2 separate regions of the Mus musculus genome follow, and region 2 is linked to region 1. The links are chromatin loops, found by intact Hi-C in ENCODE. Cell type or tissue: left cerebral cortex. All regions are shown on one strand. Links, peaks and the distances in the headings refer to the core of each region. The heading gives the core; the rest is flanking DNA. Region 1 overlaps Adck1 (aarF domain containing kinase 1). Region 2 has its middle 84 kb from the start of Nrxn3.

Region 1 (12,565 bases), core at 3,088-11,087:
TTTCTCTTGATCTGAAAAATCCCTCAATTTTTGTCTTAATCATTAATAAAATTTAATTTTAGGGCTTAGCCCAGTGTATCATCCAGCTTCTAATTACATAAGTAATTTGAACAGGGGAAATTGAATGTGAAGAATTATTAAGTAGTGGAAGATGACTAACCCCGACAAGAGATCCAATGAGATTCTAGTGGTGTAACAGTAAATACACACAGCAGCTCCTCCTAGAGATGAGGGGCAAAGAATAAGGCTGTGAGTGTGATGACTCAGCTAAGTTCTTCCTATCTTGGGCAGCCTGCTGGCTGGTAGAAGGACTTGTTAGTAGGTATGACCACAAGCTCATCTTTAGGAACAGACTTTTCAGTGCTCAACACATTATACTTCCCAGAAGGGGAACATAGTGGGTAGAATATGGACCATTGCTGATCTTTGAGCTCCCTGGAGTGAGTGCCTGGCTCTGATGACTGCTCATCTCTGCCGAATGCTAGAACTATTAAGGGTGACACTGGCATCTTTTGGTCCTCATAAAATCCCCCTGCTGCTCAAACCTGATATCTCGCCTTGGAATCAAAGCAGCAGTGGGTCCATAGCTAAGAGGCAGTGGAGATGGTCCGGCTTACAGGGGTTTGGTTTACTAAGGTTTTTTTTTTACCTTTAGGGGCAGGGGAAATGGCTGAATTGGTAAAGTGCCTACTGTGTGAACATGGGAACCTGAGTTTGGAGTCCTGCCACCTACATAGAGGTTGGGTGTGGTGGTGTGCAGCAGTACAGCATTGGGGGAGTCCCTGGAGCTCACTGGCCAGCCAGCCTGGGTGGTCCAGCTTCAGTATAGATTGAGCAGGACCCTTGATCTCAGCCACTGCCCTCCACGGGTGCTCACACAAGCTGAGATGTTTGTCCAGAGTAGTTTTTTTTTTTTAAGATTTATTTATTTTATGAATTTGAGTACACGGTTGCTGTCTTCAGACACACCAGAAGAGGGCATTGGATTCCACTACAGATGGTTGTGAGCCACCATGTGGTTGCTGGGATTTGAACTCAGGATCTTTGGAAGAGCAGCCACTCCAGCCCCTGTCCATAATAGTTTTAATCTTATACTGATCACAACCATCTCAGAACTACAGCTTAGCCTTGGCCAACTATGGCCCCTGCTTTACCTAGTTCCATATGTCCTTCTGCTGTCTGGCACTGGCCTGCTATGGCCTCTGCTCTACCCAGTTTCATTTGTCCTTCTGCTGTTTGGCTGGCACTGGCCAGCTTTGTCTTGCTTCCCCTTCTTTGTCATCAGAGGTTGAAGAAACCTTTATGGATGCTAGATAGGTGTTCTACTACTGAGCTGCACTTCCACTTTCTGCTTCCCACTTCTTAAGGCAATTTCCCTGCCTCTGAACTCTGACTCCTCGGGGTCACTCTCCAACTTAGGATTCATTTCTTTCTCACTGTTTCCTGCTAGAGGAAACAACTACCTTTGGTGACTCTCGGACCCTGTCTGCACCAAGGCTGGAGGACTCCACTGAGGGTGAAGCTGTAGGAATATAGGTTTCCCCTCGAATGGGTTGTGATGGGCATCAGAACCATACAGGGTTAAAAATGGCCGGGTCCCTGTGGGCCTGAAGACAGCCTAGAGCTGTGACATGGGTATGTAGGGCTGCAGTGTTTTTTGTTTTGTTTTTAATTTTTAACATTTTTATTTACTTTATTCTATGTGTCTCAGTGTTTGGTTGCATGTGTGGATGTGCCAGGTGCCCACGGAGGTCAGAAGAAGGCACTGGATCCTCTGGAACTGGAACCACAGATGGTTGTGAGCTGCCTTGTGGGTGCTGGGAAGCAAATCAAGTCCTTTGCAAGAGCAGCCCGTGTTCTTAACCACTGAGTCGTCTCTCCAGGTCCCCGGTGTTCTCTTCTTAGTAACAAAGACAGCCGTTCCCAACCTTCCTATGCTGTGGTCCTTTAGTACAGTTCCTCATGTTGTGGTGACCCACAACTGTAAGGTTATTCTTCTTGCTACTTTACAACTGTAATGTCGCTACCGTTACAGATCATAATATAAATATCTGTGCTAATGGTCTTAGGTGATCCCTGTGAAAACTTTCATGATGCACAGGTTAAGAACTGTTGATCTAAAGCAACAGTTGGCTGTGTGGCTCCCCTGGCAACTAAGTAGACGGGGAGACATTTCTTCCACCCTTGTTAACTCTTCACATGGCTTTATTGCCAATTATTTCATTCTTCTTCTTCTCATCGGAAAGTGTAAGTTCATCTTCAGTGTTCAAACTCCGTAGTTAGTTCATGGGTAGAAGCAGGTAGCAGGTCCCCACAGCACACTGGGACTCATTGTTTCCTAAGTTATATGTAAGGTGCATCTTTCCTTAGAAGCTGTCCATCCTTCAAGGCAGGACTACCTCATCTCAAGACCCTTAGCTGGCTGGGCTGAGGACTCAGGAGGACCAGCTTGGTTGCATGTGGGGACACCTCTCAGCTCTATTAGGTCAGAATCACCTCAGGGTGTAAACAAAGGGTCCCGTCATCGACAACCTGCCCAGCAGTCTGCTTCATGTGAGGGAATAAAGCCCGAGATTCAGTGTTTTGTAGCCTTCGATCAGGGATTCATTTCTATCTTCTAAATAAGACGACTGATTTTCTTATCTCTGAAGGTATCAACTCTGCCACCCTGAACTACTTTGAGGATTAAAAAAAAGTGATGCATATGAATAGCTATTATTATTATTTACTGTTATTACTGTTATCATCCTGTCAGTGGTAGAGTTGCAAACAAACTTGAAGTGTTGGATGGTCGAGGAGTAGGTGGCAAAAGTGATAGCTCAGTATACCCTTGAATGAGTCAGTATATTAGTCTTGGTTAATAGCTGTGAATACTCATTTGTGGGGAGTGATGCTCCAACCAGTTAAGCTTTGATGGAATGGGAGGAGACTGGAAGCTCCAGGCTGTGTGCAGAGGCTGGGCTCAGTGTGAGATTAGAGCTGACTGCACTGAGGACAAGGAAAACGTTAAAGTAAAAGATGAAAAGAGAGGGTGTGTGTGTATGTGTGTGTATATGTGTGTGTGTGTGTCTTATGTGTGTATGTGTGTATACGTACATGTGTTTGTATTTGTGTGTGTGTGTGTGTGTGTGTGTGTGTGTGAGTGTGTGTGGTGTGTGTATGTGTGGTGTGTGTGTGTGTGTGTGTGTGTGTGTGTGTTGTGTATGTGGTGTGTGTGTGTGTGTGTGTGTGTGTGTGTGTGTGTGTGTGTGGTGTGTACCTGCTGCCCAGGACACTGGGGAGTAACCAAAGGTGATTGAACAGAGAGGCAGGAGAATGGAATGCCACTCAGGGAACAGACTGCACTCACTCCTCTTGCTTGTCTGTCACCTGCAGGTGCACCTCCGCTCTGCCAGGCGTCTCTTTGAGCTCTGCTGTGCCAACCGGGGCACTTTCATCAAGGTGGGCCAGCACCTGGGGGCGCTGGACTACCTGCTGCCAGAAGAGTACACCAGCACACTGAAGGTGTTGCACAGTCAAGCCCCACAGAGCAGCATGCAAGAGGTCCGGCAGGTCATCCGAGAAGACCTGGGCAAGGAGGTACCTTGTTATTCTGGAGCAGGGAGGGACCAGATCGGAAAGTGAGCCTTTACAGAAGGCTCCAGTGGAGTTCTGGCGGCCTGGGCCTAGGATCCATCACTGATGCAGAATCACATGTCTCAGCAGCATTCGGTGCTGAACCAGAAGCTGGAAGGAGCTTCAGAGGCCGTCACTAGCTGAACTAAGAGATGTCTGTATTCAACAGTGTTGGCTGGTAACCTAGGAGGATCCAGACACTTCAATCTAATTCTGTCTGTCAGCCCCTGGGGGTTACCGCATGCTGATAACTATTGTGTGCTACACTGTCACAGTTGGTCCTCACAGTGTGAGGTGAGAACTTTCACTGACTCCATTTTACAGCTGAGGGATGGAGGGCAGCACTCTGCGCGTAGGATGACGTCAGCACACCATCCAGTGCGCTGCACTGGCTTCTCTGGAAGGCTCTGGTAGACCCTCATGGAGCCTGCTTGATCTCCCAGAAATGGGAAGTTTACTCTTAGCTGCCACCCAAGGTGCAAGGTGCTGTATTCTTTTGTTGACTGCCTCTGGCGACTCCTGCTGGGCATGGTGTCAAGGCCTTTAATCCCAGCTCTTAGGAAATGGAGGCAGATGGATCTTTGTGAGTTTTGAGGCCAGCCTGGTCTACCTAGTGAGTTCCAGGACAGCACACACACACACACACACACACACACACACACACACACACAAAGAATAAAATAAAACCCTTAATAAGTCTTTTGAGGCACAACTGCACATCCCACCTGGTCTCTACCACCCACCTGTTTCATGACTGCTGCAGCATGGGGGGTGGGCGGGGATTGAGTGTCCTGGTAACCTGAGTTAGGGCTCTGGAGGCACAGACTTGGACCTAGCGCTTGTCACCTCTCCTTTTCTGTAAAATGAGGAAGACCACAGTGTCCACCGTACATGGCAGGAAGATTATAGGCTCTGCCCATCCGCTCTCACTGTGCACTCCTAGCCGTCACAGCCTGTGGTCTTGGTGTCTGTTCTGCCTGGCTTGCTTTTTTACTATAGTCCCTGTCTGCCAGGTGATGATGCTAGGCCAGTTGTCCATCTGTCCATCCATCTAGCAGATGCCAGGCAGAGAGCTTGGTGCTGTTATCCCATATCCTCTGTAGCCGCCCTGGGAAGTCCTTGACCACCCTAGACTGAATCAGGCCCACACAACTCAGCCCCCTCCAAGGGTTGCATTGTCGCTTGATTGGCATCAGGCCATTCTATTGCAAATCAGAAAACCTTTAGGGATGAAGACCATGACAGTCCATTTCCGCTGGACCTGCAGCACCTGAATAGTAAGGTGTATACTAGGAATCAGTGTTTAATAGGTAAAATGACCTTTCCCAGGTTTTGGGTTGTTTTTGTTTTTTGTTTTTGTTTTTTAACTGACTTGTGGAGCTGGTAGTAAGCAGCCAGCAGCCAGCTAAAGAGATCTTGTGTACCGGCAATGACTTGGCCTGCAGAGAGGCTCGTGATCTGACCATGTGGGGCCCTGGGCAGTCACAGATGCCTCCAGCTGCCTTGCTCTGAGGAACATTTCATCCAGAGGGAGAAGGAGTGAGAGGCAGATTGACTTAGGGCTGGAGGCCAGGGGGAGCAGGACTCGGATAGAGGAACCACGGGGCTGGCCTTGGTGCTAGCCAGCATGCCTTTGCTTCTTGCTGAGACTGTTGGCCTCTGGCTTCCAGCAGTGTGAGATTCATCCCCCTTCCCAAGCTAAAACGAAATAAGTCACTGTAATAACAGTGCTGAGCACATCATTACTGGCATGTGGCAACTCAGCAGGGGAAGATGTGAGGGTGGGGGGTGGGGGGGGAGAAGATTAACTCTTAGAAGCTTCGGAGTAAGGAGTGGGGCAAGAGCAGTTCACTGCCTTCTTCTAGACCAGGCCAGGGCAGAGGGAGGTGAAAAGTCAGAGTGTCTTCAGTCATGGTGGGCCCCCCAGCTGGCTGCAGGGTGTTTGGGGTTGGAAGATGTCTCCTAAAGATTCGTGGTGTCTTCTCCAGTCTCCTCCAGCTTTGTAGGACTAAGCCTAATGGCTGTGTGACCACTGCCTCTGTTTGTCTGTCGTCCTCCCGAGATAGTGATGCTCTCATCTGGGTTCTAGATGAAACTAGAACATGGGCTGTCCCTCACTCCTGGGGAGCTTAGAAGCCTCTGGTTTCTTACCACAGGCTCCATAGGTACCCAATCAGAGTCTCCCCCCCCCCCATGAAAGTGGTGTTTGTCCTCTAGGGACATGCTCTGTCATCTGTGGGCGGAGGGGAGGGGAAAGGGGCTGTGTGGGAGGCTGGGTAGGTGAGTATGGGGCTGTGAGGGCGGAGGAAGTCACTCACTCTGCACCCCCTCCTCTTCCAGCCCCTCCCATGAACTGCTTGGGAAGAACTCTCTCTTTAAGGACAGTGTTGATGAACTGTACAAATTCCTGCTCTCTCTGGCTGTAGGACCCCTGCAGCAGCGGGCTCCATCCCCGGTCCCAGGATGTAGCTAGAAGAAGCTGAACATTCAGCATTCACCGTTTCCTTAGCTCTCTTGTCCTTGGCCAGGCTTTAAGGTCATCCTGAGTTCAAAAACTACAGGCAGGCGTAGGCAGGAGCTGTAGCTTAGCATACTGCTTTGGTCCCGAAGGCTTGGTTCATATGTTTCTTTAGGACCCTTCCCATCCACAGAGTCCCTGAGAGTCTTTTGTGTATTCAAACCTTTTCCTGTTCCAGGTTGTTGAGGCTGGCCTGAGAGGGTGTCCCCACTATAGGGATGGGATATAAGACAGAGACAACATCATTGCTGTGTTCTTTGCCCCCTGATAACACTTGGTTCCAGGTGAGGTCCTACCCCTGGACATCAGGTGGTACCACGGTACAGAGAAAAAGGTCACTGAAGGTCTTCATCTGTGCATAGGGACTGGCTCAGAAGAGTTCTGGGGGCCACTAAGCTAAGTGAAAGGCAGCAGAAAATAATAGGAGAAGGCCCAAGAGCTGGTGGGGCTTAAAGTGACAGGGACATTTTCTCCTGTCTCAGAAGTGACCTTGGTCTGGACTGAGTTGAGTATCTCAGCTGTTCTCCTGACTACTCTTAGGGCCACAGGTCCAAATGCAGTATCTCGTTTGGTCAGCAGGTGGCACCTGAGTTTACAAGTCAGGGATATGTGTTGGAGCCCTGGCCCTTTCCTCACAAGGGGTACCCTGAAGGATGAGATTCAGGCTCTTTTTATTCTTGGGCATGGTCCAAGGAGACCAGACTGATATCCACCACAATTGGGGCAGGTACAGGCCCGAGTCATGAGTCAGTTGACTGTTGCTGAAGTTTGAGTAACTGTCCTCTAAAGATCTGTGTTTTAAAAGGCCCTAGCTTTGGAGTCAGGCCATCCACCTGTAGTAGAAAGGACCTACTGGGAGGAGTTAGGCCACCTAGAACTGTAATAGTTACTCTTCTTGTTGATGTGGTAAATATGTGAGAAGAAGTAACTTAGGAAAGGAGGCGTTTATTTGGTTCTCGTTGTGAAGGTAAAGTGTGGCGGCATGTCCGAGGCTGTCACAATGCACCTGTCACCAGGAGGTAGAGGACAATGAACACCACTGATTAGCTCTGTCTCCTTTTATTCAGTATGGGACCCTAGCCTGCCACACGCTTTTAAGGTGTGTCTGCTTACCTCAACTAACCCAATATAGAGAATTATTTATAGACACTGGGAGCAGGTTAATTTCTGTGGCAGTTCTGATAACCATTATTACATTGATTGCCAAGACTGACCATCACAGGGACCCTTGATGGGATTTGTTAGCCTCATCTCTCTTTGCTTCCTGATCATTAAACAAGCATTCTGCCCCCACCCCACCCGCTCTCAGTCTTTGGTCTCATGCATGAGTCCTATGAAGAAGTGTGAGCCTCCTCCAGTTATAACAGCCTGTGATTTGGAGGCTCAGCACCTGATCTTCCTCTTCCTTCTTTTTCTTGCTTGTAGAAACAGCTGGCATATGTGGGAACAGGAGCAGGTTTTAGACCCTGATGTGGCCAATTATGGTTTGACCTCACTCCAGACCCCATCGTGTGAGATAGGTTGATCAAGGTAATGCCCGGTTACACGAGGGTCCAACGGGTTTGCAGGAGAGAGAGGGATCTCATTCAAGCAAATGGAGACTTTCTGAAGCGTGTGGCATGTGACCCAGGTTCTTCAAAGATGAGCGGGATTAGCAAAGTTACAGATGGGAGGAAGGGCACACTGGGGGTGATGTGGGCTCAGCCAAGGTGTAGTGGTAGGGGAGGCAGAAGCTGGGAGGTGGCTGAGCTTTGTTGACTAGACTGTAGTGTTTAGGAGCTGAGGCCACGTTCTGAAAGGCCTGCAATGTTCTTTTCAGGATGTGAGTCTGAGGGCATGGATGAACTGGAGAGGAGACTGAGCAGGGGACGCTGAAGAGACTGACCTAGAGATAAGGGAGAAAGAAAGGCAGGATACGCTGAGCCTGGTTGTCTCAGTGATGCAGAGATGTGGTTACCTTGTTGTTTGTTTTTTATTTCTCAAGACAGGGTTTCTCCGTGTAGCCCTGGCTGTGCTGGAACTCACTCTGTAGTCCAGGCTGGCCTTGTACTCACAGAGATCTGCCTTCCTCCCCTTCCCAAGTGCTGGGATTAAAGGCATGCGCCCTCATGTCCAGCAGATGTGGTTATTTTTTATAAGTGGGCAAGTAAAGTAAGCAGAGTTCAGGGTTAGTGGCGCCCAGGAAGTGATCATAATGATTATCAGCTACACTGGCACTGCCATCTTTGTCAGCTACACTGGCACTGCCGTCTTTAATTGCAGACACACTCCTGCATAGGCATGTCTCTCCACGGACACAAGCGAGTCAGGATGTAACATGTTTACAGATGATCCAAGCACGTAGACACGGTATGGACATCCATATCGTAGTTCTCGAGATGCTGGGATCATGAGTTTGAGGCCAGCCTGCGATATGTGAGTGAGGCTATACTGAAATAAAGGAAAAGAAAACAGAGCAAGCAAAATGGAAACCATGGACAGAGGCTCCTTCACCCCTAAAATTTTAGGAGAAGTTAAAGAGAATGACGTCACTGGCTACAGTTGAGTCTAGAAACACCAGCCTTTCTTAAGGGAAGCCCTTGCTTGGTTTGTGACCTCTGAAACATGTTTATGTCTGTCTTTTGTCATTGAACTCCCCTACCAGGGGTGCAGGGATATAGAATTGACTTTATTTTGTTGTTAATAGTTGCTAGGGATGGATGCAATGTGTTTTCATGAGTGCTATATGTTATAGGGACTTAGTGTTCTCCGTGGAACATGAGGCTGGAATTTCTGTGGAGATTCAGAAGAGATATAGGGGTGCTGTTGTATACCAGGTACATACATTCATTTTTGTATGAGCTCACAGGGGCACGTGGAGGATGATTGGTCATGTTTTGTTCTGGGTTGAATCAAAAGTTCAGAAAAGATAGGAAACTCCTGCCCTAAAGATGTCAGCTGCTTATTCAACATGGTGGTCCTGGCCAGAAAGACAACACTGTGGGGTACAAGGACCCACCAGAACAAAGACAGGAAGGAAGGAGAGGTAGGTGAAGCGATAGTCTGGGCAGGGAGCACAGAAGTGCTGCTGGCTCACGGAAATCTTGGTGAAGTGTCCCCTGCAGGCAGCTTTTCCCTTGGGCTCTTGCCTCTTCACTAGGGCTGGGAACAGTTTCATTCCTATGTTATTCTGGGTTATTCAGAAGACACTGAAGAAATGAGACATGATTGTATTGTATCTCGGATGTATGCATGTTTATAGATATGTAGAAAGATAGATTTGTTTAAAACCTGGATTATGTGATTGTCTAGGCTGACAAGTCCAAAACTGGCAGAGCGGTCATGCCAGAATCCTAGTAAGAACCAGTAGTGTAGTTCAGGTTCAACCGTGAAGGCCATCTGCTGGCAGGATCCCCTCTTGCTTCAGGGATATCATCTGATCGCATGAGGCCCACTCACATATGGAGGGCAACCTGTTTTACTAATAAATTGGATGCGAAGGTCTGTAGTCCCAGTACTGTGGAGGTGGAGACAGGAGCATTGAGAGTTGGAGGCCAGCCTGGTCTACATGGTGAGGCAATGTCTTACAACCCAGGGGCTGGGTTTTGGATTTCCTGTGTAGCTCAGTGGAAGAGTGCTTGCCTAGCTTTCTCAAGGCTCTGGCTCTGACGTCAGTCCCCAGGCAAAAAAAAAAAAAAAGAAAAGAAACGGAAAATCCATGTATAGTAACATTTACTCCAGTATCTGAGCGCAGTGACCTAGGCAGGACGGAGCACAGACGAACCACCTCAGTTCTCCATGTGGCCCTTGAGGGGACCTTCACGTGACCCTTGATGTTTGCATTGAATCAATACAATAGTAGTTTTGTGGCCTCGGTCTATTTCCTGTTTCTTTTTCTGTAGACTGGGAAGGTGAGCTCAGGCGGACTGTTAGAGCACTGTACTCTCTGACCTCCTGTTAGGCATGGTATTTCTTGAGCTCCCCCTGTGCAGAAATTGTGTTAGCCCTTCTCCCTGGGGGGTGGGGAGGGGGTGCTTGCTCCCTGGTTCCTGGTCCCTGGTGTTCATACTCTGGCCGGGCCTGCTGAGGTCAGCCTGCCTCACTGGCCTGCAGTCATCTATAGGATCTCATTGTTCGGCTCAGCTGTCCTTTGACCTGCTTCTCCTGGCCTGAATGCCACCTTTGTTTGTCCTGGCACCCATCTTGTCTCCCAGATTGTCGCTAAGAAGGCCACCAAGTGAGTGTTCTGGGAATGGAACAGAAGGATCTGGTAGCCATGCAGCTGGGATGAAGAAGCAGGGGGAGGGGGAAGGGAGCATTACCCTCCTCCTGGCTTGTCCTCATCCTGCCTTCCCAGCAGATCTCAATAAAAAAAAAAAATACATTTATATTAAAAACATAATGAAGAATAAAAAACATTTTTCCTCAATAATGCCAAACATCAAAAGGAGATTTTTATCAATTATGAGAGAGAAAGATTTTGGCCATAAAATGGTAATTTAATGAGTAGGAGACGGATGGCGGGAAGCATTAATGTCAGCCACAATGGATGGCCTGCCATTAGTCACTGGAGGAGAGGCAGGCGAGTAGTGGCCACACAGCCTGGATAGTCCTTTTTTTGATGTCCCCAACCCTAGCCCCGTCCTTCTTAATCTGATCCTCTTGTTGTCTGCTGAGTCTCTGCTCCGGCCGTTTTCTAGCTCTGCCCTGGCTCAGCCTGGCCCCCTCTCCCCCACCGCTCAGTCTTGCCTCCCGGCACCTTCCCTCTGTTGATTGTAACTTTTTTGTCCTTTCTTTTCTTCTTGAGACAGGGTCTCTCTATGTAGTTCTGGGTGTTTTGGGTTTCACCCTGTAAACCAGGCCAGCCTCGAACTCATAGAAATCCACCTCCTCTGTCTCCAAGGGCTGGGATTTAAGGCATGTACCACTATGCCTGACTCAGGTGGCTCTCCTGTCTGTGAAGAGAGCCCCATGGTGGAAAGAGCAAGAGCTGTGGGAACCGTTTCTCTGTCTTACAGCCTGTCCTTCTGGGCTGCTCGAGGGCTCCTCTGTCTTTTCTCTGTGTATGAATCTTTTATCTACGTGCATATATATGCACCATGTGCATGCCTAGGCCCACAGTGGTCAGAGGCAGGAGTCAGATCCCCTGGAATTGGCATACAGATGGTTGAGAGCCACTCTATGGGTTTTGGGAACTGAACCTGGGTCCTCTGTAAGAGTAGCGAGTGCTTTTAGCTGCTGAGCTGTCTCCTGCATGTGTCCTGTTTCATTCTGTTCTCATTCCCATCCCTTCCCTCAACCCCTCCCTGCAACCCCCGTGTGCTCATTGGGCTTGTTCTCATTGTTTGAACTGCTGTGTCTAACCATCACCACCTGCCTTTTAGCGGGTAGCCCCATCCCACATGGGGTCCTGATGTACAGCTTTCCTATGAAGCTTCCTTCTGTGGCTTCCTCAGGTCCCCCAGTCAGGATCAGCGGCCCTTTTTAGGACTTGTAGTTTATTACTTTCCAGTACTGAGTCTTCTATGGTGCCCAACTTAGACTTGGTATATAGTAGGTTTTAATAAATGTTCTTTAATGTTATTCTAGAATTTGCTTCTGTTTTCTTGAAGCCTTCACTGGCTCCCCAGGGAGGTTCCTGTGCTTTGCCTGGTCATCTGGTCTTCTCTACGCTGGCTTATGGTCTCAGGGGTTCCCTCAAGGCACTATCCAAAACCACCTAGCAGAGGAGTGTCGGGTGAGTGGAGACTCTGTCTGACTTGGAATTGGAGTCCTGCTTGAGCCCCAGGTGCTCTGTGCTATCCTGGGTAAGATCTTTGGGGCCTTGGTTTCCTTGTCTGTAGTCAGGGGTGATCAAAGAACCTGTGTATTAATAAGGCCGTGGTAAGGACTGAAAGATATACGCCATATTGAAATGCCTCAGAACCCTTGCCTGGGCAGTGATGTCTTAGGTAACCCTCAGAAACATAGACAGGAACAGAACTAAACAGAACAAGAAAGCGTCTACATAGAAAACAGTCAGCAGATTGAAGAGACCACCTGCAGAGTGGAAGAAAGTATCTGCAAGCTGTCTCTTCAGCAAAGGAATAATATCTATGGTTTGTCAGAAACAGAACAAAAAATTCCTACTCCCACTTCAATAGAAAAATATGATTTACCAAGAGTTAAGTGTGATGGCATATTCCCTCAGTCCCAGCACTAGGGAGGCAGAGGCAGGAGGATCTCTATGAGTTTCAGGCCAGCCTGGTCTACAGAGTGAGTTCTAGGCCAACCAGTGAGTTGCTATCTCAAAACAACAAAGATAAAAACCAACAAGAAACAGGTAGATGTTCTCAAAAGAAGACATATATGTGGCTAATAAGAATTTGAGGAAAACACTCAATATTGCTCATTAGGGAAAGGCACTTTCAAGTCATGTGCACTGAGAGTGGAGGTGCACACCTGTAAGCCCAG
Region 2 (12,565 bases), core at 1,850-9,849, 300 kb after region 1:
TTTTATAGAAAATATAACCGAAGTGGAAAACTTGACCCGAGTGGTTAAGCACATGCTTGTGCTGCGTTAAAGTGTCTGGTTAGCAGTTGAGCCTGGTTAGGAAGACAGCATCCCTGACTCCTTGTCTATGCCTCTTCCCACTGTATCTCATTGGCAAAAAGAAAAGATGCCTGGAATCTCAAGCTTGTTCCCTTTGGTTCTTCACTTCATCTCTTTACTGCTGGCCTCACCCACCTTCTCTTCTGATGGTCACCCTCACTCAGTGTCCCTTACCCTGTCAAGCCTTGAGTTGTGGACAAGGCAGGTGAGCTAGGAAGGTGAACCCCAGGTGTTTGTGTGAGGGGAAAGGTAAAGGCTGTGGGGTGTGGGTGGGAGGCGGCCAAGGAACACATGCTTTGTATTAATCTTTATTTCAATGAAGTTGTTTGAGCACATGCTTTATTGCGGTGCTTTAAAATAATGTGTTTCTAACGGTGCCCCCGGGGGTAGCACTTGCACTTTTGAGATCCTATTGCTGGAGTGGCTCACGAGACCAGCCACAATAATAGAAAATGAGGCACCCCCTGGTGCACCATCTGAATTTATAATAGCAATTTCTACGATGCCCCGAGGCCAGCTCTGTTTGTATTTGAGAACATGCAAGGGAGCTTGCCGGGATGGGGAGGCTCCTCCCTTCCTGCCCAGTTTTGATCTGAGCTCCTGTTTAACCTGGTCAAAGGTCTTTCATTAGCCTCCTGCTTTTGGATCTCTTTTTCAGTCTCCAGGGAAAACCCTCCTCCTCTCCTCCTTTGGCTTTGGCATGGGCAGGGACATCGCTGGTGGGCGGCATGAATGTCTCCTGTCTTTCTACCACTCCTCTCCCACTCCCACCACTCAGCACCCCGTGTGTGAAGCAGCAAGCCCCTTGGAGGCCTCCTGTGCCATCACTTGTCAAAGTGGTGAAATATGAAATGACAACATAATGAAATGGACTTGGTCTCATTAAGATTCCAAATGGCTGTCTAGCTTTTTTTTTTTTTTTCATTCTTTCCAGTTCAGCCACAGACCCACACCACATGGCAGAAGGTAAAAGTGGGTTAGTGCTACCGGTGCTGCACTAGGGGTCTAGCAGGAGATGCAGAGATAAAGGGCCAGCACAGTCAGGCTGGGGATGGCAGCCTAGGGACACACCAGGGACTCATGAAGAGCTGAGTCATTCATCAGAATTTCTGGTGACAAGGATGTAATGTCTGTAGGGTGCTTTTGGAAACTCACCCTTCCAAAGGCCTTTCTAGATGCAAAATGGGATAGGGTGGGGTGTAATGAAGAAGACAAGCACCCCTCCCCCACTTCCTCGTAAACTACTTGAGAGTTTAAAGCAACTGTCCTGAGAATGTTTGGGGTGCAAATTAAACAACAACACCCCTTCTCTTCATTCAATAAAAACAGAATCTACTTGTGAAATGTATCCTCTGTGAGACTGTATATGGCCTACTGTCTCATGATAGAAGCCCAAAGGAATTAGTATTATTCATTTATTCATTCATTCTTTCTTTCTTTCACCAGGCACCCCTGGCACATTTCTATGCACCAAGTCCTCTGAGAAGCACTGGGAATCCAGAGAAGATGACACTGTCACTACCTTTAAAGGCCACATGATCTTTTGTATGCTTGGCCCATGCCCCAAACCTCATCTTACTTTCATTTTTTTGCCTCGCAGACAGAGTGTTCCATAGGCCTGCTGAGCCATGGCCCAGTCCCACTCACGGACTCTTCAGACACAGACTCCTTTCACAGTCCTTTTCCATTTTGTCTGTGTATTTGAACTTCTTGGACCACTCTCAGATGTTCACTTTATACCTTTCTCAGGACCTGTGGGAAGCTAATCTGAGATGTACATTTTGTAGATGATCATGAGACAAAAAAAAAGTTGCTAGGATGTTTTAAAAATAAAACAAAAGACAAAATAAGAGCTTTAAGATAAGGTTATTATCAGCCTAGTTCAGTCTTAAACCTTTATAGTTGGGCTAAAGATACAAATCATGGCACTTTAAAGACTTAGCCCATGAAATAATTTTGCTCATATGTGTTGCCTAGCTTGATACTGACAAAACTTGTTTTCTGTGGGGAGGTAACTCCAAAGCAACCAGAGAGGAGGCAAGCTCTATCACCGCAAGGTTTTGGGCACCCAGGCTCCCTGCTATCTCTGTGGTATCAATTGTCCTAGGAACCTCACACTCTATCTGAGTAGACCCTGTACATTTATCCGATTGATTTCTATCCCCTCCCTCTACCATATGTCCTTCTTAAAGGACCTAATTGCTTCAATGCCTGCTCATAGAACCAAAGATTCTAAAAGCTGTCCTTCCTTCTATTCCCCTAGTGGCCCTCTGCTGCCCCCACCTGCCTCAAGTCCTCACTAACTGTAGTGGTCCTCAAGTCCTACCCTGTTCCTGTTACAATTCTGAGAACATCCTAACATCGCCTCTCTGTTATCTGGTTTAGTTCTCATATACTTTGGTTAAATAGAGTTTCCACTTTACAGATGGAGAAACTAAGGCTCGAGATGGGTGGTCCCCTGCAGCTTATGGGAAATGAATGTACAAACTCAGTCCCACGTTTTCTGTTTCCTGTTTTCTTTATTCCTTTCAGAGAAGCAATGAGAGGTGATCTGAGAGAAGTGGAAACTGGCCATTGCAGGTGACTATGAGATCATGTAGAAGAGTGGACCACTGAATTCATGGGAGGATGCTGTTACTTTCTTGGTCTCATTCCTAGTGCCATGTACAATCTTCTTATCATGGACTTGGGCAGCAAGAAGATAGACTCCCTTTTGCAGCTCAAATCAGGAATCAGAGAGATGAAAAGCATAACACAGACTCTAGTGGCCTGAACAAGGCAGGAACATTATCATCATCTGCCCAAATTCAACCAAGAGAACTGAAAGGAACTGAATAAGATATAATGAGGGTTCATGAAGACAGTATATAGAATTAGGAAGCCAGGAAGCTGGAAGATAGATCCAGAGCTAGCTCACCACAGAGGATCCTGGCGATGAGTCCGATTACACTTGAGGCTCATCTACCTTCCCTTAGCTTTCACCATCAAACCCAATGCCAAGAGTGATGGAAGGGGAAGATGCAGTTGCTGGGAACTGACACTTGCTGGCGGAAGGGTTGTGAAAGAGACATTTCTTTGACATCAAGCTTAATAAATAATCCATTATCTTAAGCACACATAATTGCTTTCACAGGAATTGGAGAGTGCTCTGTTCCTAATAGTGCATTGTCCTTTGTGTGGTGGCAGCAAGAGATGATCCTGACTCTAAACAGCTATATTCATGTACAGTGTTCACAGCCACATTCCTGTGTTCAGCTACCCTGGATAATGGCTTGAAGGATTCATGACTCGAGGCTCTAAAACACAGTAGAATGTGTACAGGGCTTATTAAACCAGTGGTGATACAATTATGGAGAGGCTAGAAGTCAAGTTCACATAAGAATATGGTGGCAAATAGCACCAAGCAACAGGAGGTCATAACTGGGGTACAGAAACTGTGCTTCTTCTGGGCATATCCCAGTAGTGGGGCAAAGGAGTTACTAAGACTTCCCCAAATTGAAGGAATATCTGTTCCATCCACAGAGACGGTGAACGTAGCCTTAGCCAGTTATGTGAAAGGCTTAGTTAGCTATTCCCCTTTCCTCCTTCAGTGGGCATAATGGATCTGTAAACACAGTTTGCAAGTTACTTTTGATTCAAGATTTTAGCTAAAGATGACTGTGGAAAAACATTACAAATTCCCTTTTCCATTGTTCAATTTTGTTCAATCGCTCATCAATTCAAAACTGTATTATAGCCTTCTGTGATGAATGAGAAGCCACACAGTGTGATGGTATTGCCGACGATACTTCAAAAAAGAGAGAGATGCCTGCTCTCTGTGAGGTTAAATCTGGATAGGGGCATGGAAACAGAAAGATCTAATGTAAGATAAGACTAGGGAAGGAAATGGTTATTGTGGAAGGCGGTTATAGACGACATCTCGGAAGACATCATGGAGGAGGTAGCTTTTGATCTGAGCTTTGAGGCATGAACATAATGTTAGCTTGATGAGGAGATTGGAAGGAAGAAAAGTGAAGAGGGGGTGTTGGGCTGAGGGGGCAGCATGGGCAAAGAATAGAGGTGTGAAAGCATGTAGTAACTCAGAAAAGGTGATCAGTACACTGTGGCTGCCACTGAGGAGGTGGCTGAAGGGATGTGGCCTGAAATACTTAGTATCTCCAAGGAGAAGACTCCAAGTAATTATATAATCCTCCCACTTATGTTGGCTGGTAGGCAAAGGACCTAGAGGGGGCCAGGTTTAAAAATAACCCATTATCTGAAGCACACGTAATTGTCTCCACACAGTTTCCCTTTCTATGTAGAGCCACAGAAAACTACAGCTTATGGTGGGGTGTGTTTGTAGGCTCACATTCTATTTTTCTTTTATTTTTGAGATTGTAATATAATTACATAACTTCTTCCTTCCCTTTCCTGCATTCATTCAGGACAGTTCCAGCTCAGGCATCCCTAAACCCTAGTCCTGACGTACATATTACTTGATAGAACCTTAAGTTCCTTCTCGCTCTGGGGGAATAGCAAGGGGAATAGCAGAAATGTTTTGGGAGTCTCTTGGACAGCCCCGAACAACAAAGCCTTCCAAAGAAGGCTTCTCATGTCTGGTATTGGGGCTTTTGTTAGGTGGTCTCAGCTCTTTTTTTTTTTTTTTTAGGTTTTTCTCTTTGTGTAAGCATTGTCAGCCCAAATGGGGAAAGTTCATTTAATCTCTATATATTCATACACAGAATTATGCATATTATTGTATGCTTTTTTTACATAAAGAGTTAACAGTATGATTCCATAGGACTTTTCAGATACAATTATTATTTTGTCTAAAGAACCTCCCTTTTTTTCCTTTCTCTGATCAGATCCCTTGTAGCCTGCAATCCCCATCTCTGTTACTCCTCAACCTACTCTGGCAATGGTTCCTTTTTACTTTCCTGTTTTCTGCAGTTATTCCAAGATGTGTACTATACACACTCAGTCATTCCTAAGCATCCATATCTCACTATCTGGTTGCTAGTGTGTGGACTTCCACAGTGAACTATGCAGAAGGCCAAGTGACAATTAAACAAATATCATTGAGCTTGGCAAGAGGAGATAGATGCACTCTGAAAGTTAACTTGAATAATTTCAGACTCCGGACCTCCCACTAGAGTGAAAAATGATGTTTATTGGAGGGAAGCTTAGAATTAATCCTCCAAAATGATAGTAAAGTGAATTCTTTCCCAGTTCTGCTGTGGCTGCTCTTCTTCCCGTTTCTGCTTATTTCTTATTCTGTTTCTTATTATTGTAATGAACTCTGTTCTCCAAAATGGATAAAGTCACCATTCCTATAAGATCAGTTTTGTCTGGTGTGACCAGCTTGATCGGATCACAGTTTAGATTGCAGCTTTTGAATTCACTTGGACGTTTAACTTCTGGTGGGGGAGGGGTGAAAGGGAAATAAAAATGCCGAGTTGGCACAAAAGTAGCTGCACGGATCAGTCAGCTGTCTCCAGGCCCATTCTCTCCAGACTTACTAGTTTTTTTTATTGAGTATCAGGGTTTGAATTGCAGCGGCCATGGGGTTTCACTAGGGGTCATCGGTGTGCAGTCTGGGTGACACTCTGTGAAGAATGCTGGCTCTTCAGTACCCTGCGGAGCCGCCTGGGAGCTCTCCGTGGTGCTGAAGACAATATCCCTCTCTACGAAATTTGAGGGGAAATTGTCTCCTCAGTTCTAAAAATTTCTTTGTTTTGCACCACGAATGGGACAATATGAAATTAGAGTTTAGATGAAACCAGATCTTTAAACTTATAGAATGGATGTCCAACCTAAAATTAATGAAGATTTCACACTTTGCTTTATTATAAAACGCCAACTGATTGTTTTAGAATTTATTATAATATAATAATAATAATAATAACAATTATTATTATTACAGTTTTTGGTTTAGATGATGAGAAAATGAAAGTAAGTGCTTTGATTAGTTTCAGTGAATGTATTATTATTTATTGGAAGCACAAACAAAGAGTTATAATTCATTTATTCCACAAACTGTTAGTATGCTAAACTGTATGCTAGGCTTGGGCACACTTAAGGCTCATAAGGATCAACTGGGTGAACCCAGAATGTTGTATTTCTTAGCAAATGTTGTAATCTTGTTAGTAAGATCACTGGTCTTCAGACAATGGTTCTAGCCAAGGAGATATCAGAGAAAGTGCCTAGAGGATGTGGGGCCTCCTTTTATAACTTCTGTAAACTGGGTGTGGTTAGGTACTGATGCTTATTTGGAGTCTTGATGAGATTCTAAAGGAATTATAGTTTTCTACAATTCTACATGCACTGCATCTTCACCTCTGCCTGTTTTTTGAAACCTCTTTAAGCTTAGGTCTGAAATCAGCTTCCTGCTGGGATCTGCCTCATCCAATTTGCACAGGGGTCTTTGCACTGATTGCCTTGAGGAGTGGTCTGGGAGGATGCCTGATGTTGATATGTGCATGAATGTTCATGAAGGGTTGCAGCTGGGGATGAATATGGTAATACTTATACAACACTTACCAGACTCTGTGATTTATTCTAAGTGCTTTACATAAGTTAAATTATTTAATTATCACAACCTTTGAAGAGAGAGCAACTATTATTGTAACTATTTAAACCGTTCTAAAATTATACTCAATCAATTTATATATTCATTGTGTGTATGTGTGTAGGTTCATAGGTGTATGCATGTGGAGGTCCAGTATCTTTCAGGAGATAGTTCTCACCATCCTGTGGGTCCCGTCAATCGCAGTCAGATTGTCAGATTTGGTGGCAAACACCTTTACCCACTGACTAATCTCCATGGCCCTGTAGCTGTTTAAAAGATTTCAAAATAAGGCAATATTTTCCAATTTGTCGAAGATCTCCCAGCTGGTAGATGGTAAAGCCAGGATTTGATAGTAGGTGGTCTGCTGCCATAGTCCCTTGCCTTCAGTACTCAACCACCAAAGGCTAAAAAGAGTGTGTATGTGTCCTGAGCCTCAAAAGTGTGTATTGCATGTTTGATTTTCCCATTTTCCTGTCCTCCCTGTAGCAAATGTCTCACTCCATTTTACAGAATGACTTCTAAGAATGAGACTTATTAATGTCATTACTGAAATTTTATATACATTTTATCTGGAACCTTATCAGTGATGTTTGTCCCACTGTGTTGGAAAGCATCCATGTATTATACGCATGCCATCAGACAAAACTCAGAGCAATAGTTTTTCATGGCTCTATTTTGACTATACAGTGTGAAGTGGGTCATTTTCCCATGACATCGCATGGTTTTGTTTCATTTTTCCCACAGTAGCTATCAGCATTAAAAAATGATGTCTCCTGTGTATGTGTGCTATTGGTGTCTGGTGTCTATCATTACCTGTGGATGTAAAGTATATAAGCAGGAGCTCTGTCTTGTGTTTATTGCTTATTTCCCTGTAATTGATATTACAAATAGGGGAATGAAAATTGAACTATATCTTTGTAGACTCTTAGAAGATTAACACTGAAGGGGAGTTAGTTAACAAATAGATTTGTAAGACCAAATATAGAAGGAAGAATCCATTGTGTGGCTTGTGAAAAAGTTGTAGATAGGAAACCACTTCCAGTTAGTAAAGGCTACTGGCTCTCAGAAGCCCAAGCAAGAACACCTTGCTATGTGTGTCTGAGTATTGCATTTCTCATTGTGAGTTTTTCTCTATGATACCTTATGTTGACGTTAGAGATGAAGGAAATGAGGTGGTCATCTGAACCCATGGGCTTGCTATCCATTTTCCTTGACTTCTCTAGGAAGTTAGAAGAACATCCTGCCCCTTTCCCAGAAACCTGATGTATCACACTCACCCGTATCCAACATATTCAATCAATTTTATAGACTTCCCAGTAATTTTCTTATATGCTTTTTTGGCATAATAGTGCCAACTTCCTCATTTACCAGAGACTGTAGATTCATAGGTTAATTCCCAGTTTGGAAGCAGATGCATCAGAGTATTTGGTGGGGGAAGAGGTCGATTCCCTTGTCCCCATAGTTACATGCCAGATTTTTGTATTTTGAGGTTTCCTTGGTCAACAATGTATTTTCACTATCTAAAATGTATTTTTACCATCAGTGTGTGTGAACATTAGTCACTGAACCCTGTCCCTCTTCATCAGCCTTCACGCAGGACTCTAGTTTGCCTGGGAGGCGGATTTTAGAGTAGAACTTCTGTCTCCTAGAGTCTGAATAACCACTACTTCATCCAGGGAGTAGTGGAAAACATGAGTGTAGAAAAGGAAGGATTCTAAAGGGAGTGTAGAAAAGGAAGGTATAAAAGGCACAGTCTGAGAAGCGGTGCACTACGAGTGAGGGAAAGAAAGAAGCAAGGTAATGAAGCTCATATCTATAACACAAGATCCATTCTTGAAGGACCTGAGGCTAAAATCTTTTGGACCATACCTTTAATTATATCGGAGGACAAGGAAGTGAACCTGTCCTGAAGCTTAGGTTTGAATTCCTTCTCTAAACTTCTTTTCCAGCTTCAAAATTTCCTCTTTTTTGTTTTGTTTTGTTTTGTTTTGGTTTGGTTTGGTTTGGTTTGGTTTGGTTGGTTGGTTTTTTGAGGCAGGGTTTCTCTGTATAGCACTGGCTGTCCTGGAACTCACTCTATAGACCAGGCTGGCTTTGAACTAAAAAATCCACCTGCCTCTGCCTCCCAAGTGCTGGGATTAAAGGCATGCACCACCACTGCCTGGCAAGAATTCCTCTTAATATTAAATGAGATGACATGTGTCAAGCATATGGGGCAGAATAGATGCCACTCTTGCGGGAAGTATCATCAGTTTCTTAAGTGCCCAAATTCTTACATTTTTTTAACTTATTGTTTGCAGGTTTTAGGTATTATAAAACTGATTATCTCTACATTTTTATCTCTCTTTTGGTTTGAGATTTATGTATATGTACATGCAGATACCTTCTGAATGCTGACATTAAAGACATATACTACCATGTCTGGCTTCTGCCTTAATTTTTGAGACAAAGTCTCTTATTGAACCTGTAACCTCACTAATTTGGCTCAACTGGCTGGCCACTGAGCTTCAGGGATCTGCCTGTCTCTGACCCTCCTCCCCTACCCCAGCACAGAGATTACAGATGCTGCTATCCTCATATTTCTATATGGGTCCTGAGCAGCTGAACTTAGGCACTCATATGTGCAGTGCAAAAATTTGTCCAACTGAGCCATCTCCCAGTTCCCTGAAGAACAGACTTTTGTAAGAATGGGTGGTTATATGTTTTGCTTGCAGAGATATTATTGAGATGTTGTATCACTCTGCATTTGCCTAATATGTACTATGCTTTACCCTTTGCTGTCTTGTGAGGAAGGACTTCCTGTAAGAGGAGTATGCAATGGGCATAAGGAGTAACATTTTAGAATACAAGTGCCTAGGTTGGTATAGAAAAGGGTCATAATGAGTTTTAGTGATTTCTTCAGCAAACATATATGACTGGGTGGCAAAATAACTCCAACCATAGAGTCTTGAGGAACTTCCTGGTGAGTAAAGGTTTGACTTGGAAGAATATAAGAATCCAGGGGAATGTTGAGCACACAACTATGGAAGCTCTGGTCTGAGGAGGCGAAAATAGAATGAATGAAGATTGTGGGAAGGAAAGAGAAAGGCTCAAGTTGCAAGGAGAGTGGATCAAGGAGTGGGCTTGTAAGCAGAGCAAAGAGCTGGGGGCGGCTGAGTGGTTTCAGGAAAGCAGATGGTGATCCCTGGGAAGGAGGTGCAGATGGCAGTGATGGAGAGGAGGCAGCGTGGGGTGAAGAACAGCCCCAGCTTGGACACTCCAGGAGGAGAGATGCTGGAACACAAAACTCCCCACGCTGGGTGAGCTCTCTGACTCATCTAGCTCCCAGTGTGGCATCTGACAAGGGTACAAGTAGGAAGGCTATGGGAATCTCTGTGTGTTTCTCTGAAGGAACCTGAGGGGTTAGGCATGAACCTCAAACATCCAGGAATTCCTGGGGAAGTAAAAAAAAAAAGAGCACCCAAAGCATTCTATATTCAAAGCCAGGCTTGCACATGGTACTTTTCTTGCTTGTCTGATCTTACAAGACATGCATTTTTAAAAGATGAATGAAGCTTTTCATAATGGATCATACCTCTAACTCTAGTGCTTATGAGGTTAAGACAAGAGAATGACGTGTTCCAGATCAGCCTGAGATGTAGAGTGAGGCTGTATGTCATCCCCTCCCAACAAATAATAAAATTAAACGAAATATAAGAGGAGTAGAGGGATGAGAAGATAGGTCAATTGATAAAGCGATTACCATGCCAGTATAAGTATCCAAGTCTGAGCCTCAACCTGTGTGAAAAAGTCAGGCATGGAGGGCCTTTGACTTGGAAGAATGTAAGAGTTCAGGGGAATGTTGAGCAGCCAAACCATGGATGCTGTGGTCTGAGGAGGTGAAGACCTAGCCCTCAGAGGTGGAGATGGGCTCATTGACCTATCCAGATATATCACTTGGTAAACTCCAGGCTAACAGGTGAACCTGTCTCTGAAACAAAATAGATAGGTTCTGAGAAATGACATCAGAGGTTGATCTCCGGCAGGTTCACCTCTACCCACATTCATGTGCACACCCGTGAACAAATACACACGTACAAATGCCCAGGAGGCTGGAGTAGAAAATATTTTTTAAAAAATCCCTTTAAGCTATAGGACTCTGTAGTTCTGAGACATACTTGAAACTCTAGGTTATCTGAGAGATGTAGGCTTGTACGTCTATTAGTACAAGAGACATCTGTGAACATGAAGAGCAGTGACTCATTTCCTTTGCAGGGTGCTGAATTTGAGGTAGATTTTAGTGCTTCCTGATGCATTGTGGGAAGGATGATTTGGCCCTGATGTAAAGATTTTCTAATACTGAAGCTATTCAGATGGGTTGGTTAGCTTTGTAAGGGAATGAGTTTCATGCTCCAGGAACAGATCAATCCGAGTTTGAAAATATGTTTACAGTTGTTATAAAGAGGATCCCATCTCCATACTTTAAGAAAGATGCTTTCCTGGAGATGTCTTGACCATATGATTAAATGGCAAATAGAAGTGAAACCCAACATGTATTTCTTCCATAAAAATACCTCATGAGCTTTTCTTAGTGCAAATAGGTATCTAGTGAGGGATGGGCTGGAATAATATAAGCTTATAATACACTTGATTAAGAAATATTAAGCAGGTCTCTTTCCTGTAGGGCTCTTTTGAAATGTATTTGTGCAGTTCTCTCTCTCTCTCTCTCTCTCTCTCTCTCTCTCTCTCTCTCTCTCTCTCTCTCTCTCTCTCCCTTCCCTCCCTCCCTCCCTCCCTCCCTCCCTCCCTCCCTCCCTCCCTCCTTCCTTCCTTCCTTCCTTCCTTCCTTCCTTCCTTCCTTCCTTTCTTTCTTTTTGGGTCAACTTTACACAAGTTAGTCATTTGAGAAGAGAAACTTCATCTGAGAAAATGCCTCCAGCATATCGGTTGGTAGGCAAGTCTTTGGAACATTTTCTTGATTAAGAGTTAGTGTGAGTGGGTGGTGCCATGCCTCAGCATGTAGGCCTGGATTCTGTGTGTATCACATATCTATGTAAATGTATATATCCATGCGCGTACATAATCAAGCTGAGCAAGCCATGGAGAATGACATTGCTCCATCATCACTTTCTACCTCTAGGTTCCTACCTTGAGTTCCAATCCTGATTTCCCTCAGGGAAAGACTGTAATCAGGAGTTTTAAGATGAAGCAAACTTTTTCCTCCGTAAGTCACTTTTGGTTAGCATTTTATCATAGTAATAGAAAGTCAACTAGGACATTATTATACATAATATATTTTAATATTAAAATGTATACTATGAATTTCCTAAATATATAGACAAACAGATCCTCTGACAGGAGTCTGGTTTGATAAATAAACTTTGAGAAACACTGCTTTGATCAACAGTTTTAGGTCATGATTTCTGCTGTTGCTATAAACACCATGACTAGAAGCAACTTTGGTAGAAAGGCGCTTATTTCAGGTTACACTTTCAGGTCACACTTGTCCTTGAGGGAAGTCAGAGCATTGAGGTCTGGGTGGAAACTGGAGGCAGAACCATGGCGGGACACTGCTTGCTCCCTTTCTCTCTGGCTCTCTCAACTAGCTTTCTTATATAATTAGAACGCATCTACCTAGGGATGTTTCTGCCAACTATGGGCAAGCTCTCCCATACTAATCATCCACCCATCCACCCACCCATCCACCCACCCATCCATCCACCCATCCATCCACCCATCCATCCACCCATCCATCCACCCATCCATCCACCCATCCATCCATCCATCCGACCATCCAAGAAATCCCTTATAGACATGCCCACAGGCCTAAATTATCTGGCCAATTTCTTAGTCAAGAGTCATCTCTTCCCAGGTGGTTCTAGTTAGTGTCAAATTGATAATAAAATTTAACAACCACTAGCTCCTAGTGAAAAAAATACA

What was found. Hi-C counts contacts between places; a loop is a spot of excess contacts. Peaks named below come from ENCODE experiments on the same cell type or tissue, not always from the same donor. Only the 100,000 strongest peaks of a DNase experiment are listed, where the experiment ranks them.
Region 2: it touches region 1 in a loop (2.8-fold over the local background); 10 of 42 quality-filtered maps call a loop at or near these places.

Annotation. Positions count from the first base shown.
Region 1 is chr12:88,398,598-88,411,162 of GRCm38, forward strand. Adck1 (aarF domain containing kinase 1) reads left to right here. Exons shown (of 11, transcript NM_001277297.1): 4 at 3,376-3,579. Among named protein-coding and RNA genes, the nearest start is that of 3200001D21Rik, 28 kb to the left of the region's middle. In left cerebral cortex, for the core only: a CTCF peak has its summit at 6,705 (motif pointing right); DNase peaks (open chromatin) are centred at 5,145, 6,706, 9,712 and 10,299.
Region 2 is chr12:88,703,781-88,716,345 of GRCm38, forward strand. No RefSeq gene overlaps it. Among named protein-coding and RNA genes, the nearest start is that of Nrxn3, 84 kb to the right of the region's middle. In left cerebral cortex, for the core only: CTCF peaks have their summits at 2,391 and 5,654; DNase peaks (open chromatin) are centred at 4,208, 5,587 and 9,843; H3K27ac peaks cover 619 bases.